2 separate regions of the Homo sapiens genome follow, and region 2 is linked to region 1. Evidence: read pairs that join two places in POLR2A ChIA-PET (ENCODE). Cell type or tissue: IMR-90. All regions are shown on one strand. Links, peaks and the distances in the headings refer to the core of each region. The heading gives the core; the rest is flanking DNA.

Region 1 (2,925 bases), core at 178-2,677:
ATAGTAGACTTTGACAGATAGGAATAATGTAAGGGCTTGAGGTATTAAGGCATGGAAATTGATGTTTTGGGGATTGGTAGATGATTGTTGGCTGGTCCACATTTAACTTCTTTCTGTTAAACTTGTAGATAGTCAAAGTGAAGTTCATTAAATATTTTCTGAAATCAGTTTATTAAGGTGACATAAAGTATTTTAAACATTTAAAGAAGTATTAATTAAAATGGTATTACAAATTTAGAACTTGGTATATTTAGAACTTTGGTTATATTGTCTGTTCTTGGGTTTTCATGTGAATATAAGACAATTGCTATTTTTTTTCAATTAAGAGGCTATTTTTTAAAACAGTTTTAGACTTACAGAATGATATGTTTTTATATAAGAAATATCAAGAAAGCTTGTAGAATAGCAAAGCTTAGCAAAAATTAATTTATTTGTCTTATTGGTGCATTTCATTGTTTCACAAAGTGGGGGGTCCTGATTTGGAACACAGACTAGGAAAAGGTAGGGTGAATTCTTTGAATAGATAATTTTTCCATTCTTAAAAGTTTAACTTGTTCATTTTTGGACCAGTTAAAATTTTTTTTCCCATTTCTTTAAAACTGTGAAATAGATGGGTGGGGTCACAGTATGACCAAAAAAAAAAAAAAAAACCCTAAAAATAGAGCTCTTTACTAGATATCTATGTTTTATCCTAGCTAAATGTAACTCTTTTCCATTAAAATCTTTTTTGATATGGACCAGGGCAGTCTCAGGGCTAATTAGAGAACCTTCTCACATTAATGATCTCAGTGGCTGGTCTTGTCCTGCTCTCTCCATGCCAGCTGTAGGTGTTTTTTAGAGCAGAGATTTATTTAAAACTATTGATGCATTCAGCAGCATACTAACCAGTGACCATCATTCTTACTTACTCTTCCTCTTGATCATTCTTTCTCTTTTCTTTACTGGTTCTTCATTATTGCACCTCTTGAATATTGATATTCCACAGTGTTTAATCCTCAGTATTGTTCTATCTTGTTTTGCATAGATCCAGTCACTTTGTGTATGCTTGGCAATTCCTGGATTATTCATTCAACCAGCATTTGCTTTGCTTGGTTCAGGAAATGCTAGTGATAAAGTGAAGGAGAAATAAGAAACCAGCACTTACAGAGCACATTGACTGCATTGTAAGGGATTTGTAAGAGTTTCATCAGAATAGAGGAGGGCAATCTGGTTGTCATAACATAACATGCTTCTAAGATACGCCCAGTCTGGGGGTGGGGGAAATTAGATGTTTTCTAGGCAAAAACGACAAAAATATTTGCAAGAAAGGTATCAAGGCATTTTGAGCAAAAGAAATAGCGTGAAAGAACGTGATACGTTTTGGGGAATTGCAAGTATTTGGTGTGGTAGAAGAGAATGCAGTGAGTGTGGACATAGCAGGATATGAATCTGGAAAAAGGTAGAGAGGGGCCATGCCAAGGAGTTTAGAAAGGAGTTCCAAAAGTGGTTTTATGATACAGATAACTTGGGGCAGGTAGATGATAGATTTCGGGATGCGTGAAAGTGGGTGGGGCAGGGATCAAGACTTGAGCCAGGCCTGCAGTCCCATTAGGAGGTTTTTGTGAGAGTAAATTGTTGAGGGCCTAAATCAAAGAAGTGGCGTTGGAGACACAGGATGCATTTGAATTTGAGGTATTCTGTTGGGCCTGTTGACTGACTAGATACAGGGGAGTAGGGAGAAATTGAGGAAGAAATTCCTGCTTGAGTAACTACATAGATAGTTAAGCCATTACCTAAAATGAAGTTTCTCTCCCGTCACTCTGGCAGTTATGACTTATTCTTGCCTTTACTTCCCTCCTTCTATCTGCTGCTTAAACCCATTCTTAGGTTTTGTCATTTCTTCCTCTACAACTCTTTTCTCACCTGTATGTTGAATCTTAAATCCATATTTTTAATCCAAACTTTTTTGAACTCCAGAACCATATATTCAGTTGCATCCCGTGTGTGCATATTCTGTAGCAATGGTTCTCGAAGTTTACCTGAGGACAGGATCCCTAGGAGGCTCCTCAAAACTCTTTCATGAGATCCATGAGGTCAAATCAATTTTCATAATAACAGGAAGACTTTATTTGCCTGTTTCACTTTTATTATGAGTATATAGTGGAGTTTTCCAGAGGTGACACAGTGTGGGATACCACAACAAATTGGATGCAGGCGCATATGTGATAATCCACCTACCTTCTGTTAAGCCAGATGTTAGAGAGACTTACAGAAATGTTAAACAGTGCCATGCTTCTCACTAATTTTGTTATGGAAAATAGAACAATTTTTTTTAAATGTATGTATGTTCGTATGTAATAAATTTATTTTTAACTCACTTAAAATATTTGTTTAAACTTTTATTATGGTAAATGTATATACAACACACATAAACGAAACCTTTTGGAGTTCTCAGTGTTTCAGAGTATAAAGGACCTTGAGACCAAAACATTCGAGATGTGAGTCAGCAGAGGCAGTGTGGTTAAGTGCCTTGCCCATGGTCATATAGCTAGTAAGTTGCAGAGCTGAGATTTGAATCCATCCAGTCTTTTGAACCTATACTTCTTGTCCTGGGACAGTTTAGGTAAGATTAATATTACATGTTTCTTGAGGATACACACCCATCCACACACGCCCCCTGTAAAGTTATCTGAGCCTGGTGCATGTTATGTTATGTTATGTTATGTTATGTTATGTTATGTTATGTTTTATGTTATGTTATGTTATGTTGTTATGTTATGTTATGTTATGTTATGTTATGTTATGTTATGTTATTCAGGAGTTGGGGCCTTACCATATTGCCCATGCCTGACTTGAACTTTTTGGCTCAAGCGATCCTCCTGCCTCAGGACTACAGACATCTGCTGCTGTGCCTGGCTTTTTTGTTTTTGTATTCCTGGTGTGTTT
Region 2 (2,925 bases), core at 288-2,787, 160 kb after region 1:
TAGGGATGCAAGCAGGCAGGGTTAGGGTGGCCAGTTAGTAACAGGCATGAGTGCACAAATATGATCATCAAGTAGCAAAAATGCATTGGCCAATCAGGTGCCTTTTCCTTACCATTAAATATTCCAATCTCAGTTCTTACTGAATATGGCAGGTCATACATCTAAATTATTTAATAAAATGTTTAAATTAGAATACTCTTTGCTAAAATCTATTACTTCAAAAATAGCAAGATGTAAACTCTTTTACATGGGAATTAAAACTCTTACTGCTCTCTAGAGTCACAATTAACAGGAGACTCAAAATGATGCCAGAATGCCGGCATCCTCCAGTGCTGGTGCTGAGCTGTGAGAAGTTGGCTGCCAAACCTGCTTGGCAGCAATAATCTCCCCCCAAGAGTTTATCTTAATCCCATTAGCCTTAACCCAACTCTTTAAAACTCTAACTTAATCCAATTCTAAAGGAATAACCTGTTTTCAGGAATTTGTCCATCTAAAGTTTTCTAAGTGAAAACATTATGTCATAATAAAGGACCATCCTGTCCAAGGAAGTTATATATTTTTTCCTCCTTGAAAAACCCAATGGCTACATCCAAGAATGGTTAATAGCAGTATGATCAATACTAGCAGATTAAAAAATTCTAAATGTTGGCCTTCTGTGTACTTTCAGTGGGAGGCCAGGGGATTTTAAGATAGTACAGGTTAATTCTGTAATACAAAGATAACTCTGGTAACCTGGAATTTCTTGAGTTAGGAGAATTCATAGCATAGACCGGTTTTTAAATAGCTAGTATCTTCGGGAAACACATTTTTAATGTAAAATTTCACTTATCTAATAATTACAGGCAGTATATTACAGTGTTGTAGCAGATCAGTAAACTAAACTTGTGGAATAAATACACCCCGGGTAACAATGGTATTAAAAAATAGGCATAATTCTGGTTTGCAATCTTTCATTTAAATAAAAGGAAATATCTGATAATAACATTTTGGTGTGTCACAAGCATGAAATTGTGGAATCGCACCCGGGCCTCCTCCCTGTTTTGAAGGCTACACTCTGGTTTTCCACTTACGGTTCCTACAGAAAGTCTTACTCAGACCTAAGCTGTGAGCACTCTGGCTAAGGGGCCCACAGTAGGCCTAAGGCTCAGGCCAGCTGATTAAAGCAGCTGTACATATGATGAGGGCCTTATGCTGTCCACATGTAGACCCAGCGGCAGACTTAGATGAGCTCACAGTGCCTTTTAAAAAGCTCATATGGTTTAATAAAGCAAAACGTAAGCATGCTAGGATGCAAAGGAATTTAAAATAATTCAGTGTAGGGTATTTGGCGGAAGATTTTTTTTAATTTTTTGGTCTTGAGAATTTAAAATATCAAATTAAGAAGCTCCATGCAGTTAACTTGCACTTAAAATACAAAAATTTAAAATTAAAGCTCAAGACACAAAGGACACAATTTCCTCCCGTGCTGACTGCACCTGGGTCCTCTTTGGTTGGATGCTGGTGAGCCCATCAGTGACAGGTAAATCACACTGGGAAGAGTAGACTGCTGCTAAGAGGCTCACCAAAAAGATAGAAGATATTCCTTTTTTTTTTTTTTTTTAAAAAGAGGCAGGGTCTCACTCTGTCATGCAGGCTGGACTGCAGTGTGCAGTGACACAATCACTACCCACTGCAGTCTCGAACTCCTGAGCTCAAGCAATCCTCTTGCCTCAGCCACTCAAAGTACTGGGATTAGAGGCACGAGCCACTGTGCTTGGCCCCTAAGAAAGAAGATACTCTTCAAGAGCAGCTTGAAATCAGGCTCTTGATCTACTGACATCTACTCCTCGAATTTGAAGCACTGCAGCTCAAAGTGCTTCTGATAAAAATAAAGAAATGTCAATATGCTACAGAATGGATGGCCTATTGGCTGTCAGGGCACACGGTCAAACGGCTGCTCCTGAGCACATGGTCAAAAGCACATATGCAAAACACGGCTAAGCAGGAGCATTTGGAGCTGTGGGGCGAGCTATGGGGCAAGCTGCTCGGGGCCATTACAGACCTTAGTCCTGGAAACCTTCCCCACCTGTGAGGGCACTAGGAAGGGCATCTATTGGGAAACAAAACAAACAAACCAACATGGCTTTGTTGTTTTCAAAATAAAAGCTCTGATGGCATCAGAAAAAAAGTTATTAACCATTTATAACATGTGCAAATTATGTATTATATTCCTGAAAAAAGTTATCAAAAGCTGTTAGAATCAGTTAACCGTCACCCTTTGGGTTAATGGAAACCTTGGCACATTTTTAGCTGCAAAGTCACTCAATATGGTTGGAAAGCCCAGAGGTGTATTTCAGCTTCTTTTCCGAAAGTGCCTCCACTTAGAACAATTTAAACTAGGCTGCTGTAAGAAATTATTTGAGGCCCCTAATTACCATTTTTAAAAACACACTAGAAACCCCCATATTCATCCTTAAATTAAATAATAAATTAGAGCATTTGGGATGGAAATATTCTTGAAATGTTAAATAAAATGGTCATGTTCTAGACTATTAAAAATATGCCATTAGGTAGCCCACTAAAACCTGTACAATCACCACCACTTCCAAACAGGTTCCCACTGGGTCTACAGGAAAATCTTGATTCTTCCCTCCCAAGCCATTAGAACATGACAGTGCCCTGAGATCTCCCTTCTGGAGCATTCAATTTGGCATAAATCATGTTTTTTAAAGTTATACCTGAAATTCTGTACTTAATATGAACACTTTTACTCTTAGAAGTACTGTTTAAGCATTTTAATGAGGAATTCACTAAGAAATAAAGTTCATGCTCGTGTTGTAAAATACCTTCCACCTGGAATAAAAGCCATTATGTTGAGAAAAATGTAAACGTACATAGGTCTTAAACACACAAGCAACTATAAGTCAGGGGTCGGCAAACTTAAAG

What was found. Peaks named below come from ENCODE experiments on the same cell type or tissue, not always from the same donor. Only the 100,000 strongest peaks of a DNase experiment are listed, where the experiment ranks them.
Region 2: POLR2A ChIA-PET joins it to region 1 with 6 read pairs; 2 of 35 experiments call an interaction of 5 or more read pairs at or near these places.

What each region holds. Positions count from the first base shown.
Region 1 is chr16:24,768,836-24,771,760 of GRCh38, forward strand. The region is part of intron 4 of TNRC6A (trinucleotide repeat containing adaptor 6A); the gene reads left to right. Among named protein-coding and RNA genes, the nearest start is that of TNRC6A, 41 kb to the left of the region's middle. In IMR-90, for the core only: no CTCF peak of the experiment used is centred there; DNase peaks (open chromatin) are centred at 1,136 and 2,476; H3K27ac peaks cover 150 bases.
Region 2 is chr16:24,927,572-24,930,496 of GRCh38, forward strand. All of the region lies in intron 19 of ARHGAP17 (Rho GTPase activating protein 17), which reads right to left. Among named protein-coding and RNA genes, the nearest start is that of SLC5A11, 83 kb to the left of the region's middle. In IMR-90, for the core only: no CTCF peak of the experiment used is centred there; no DNase peak of the experiment used is centred there.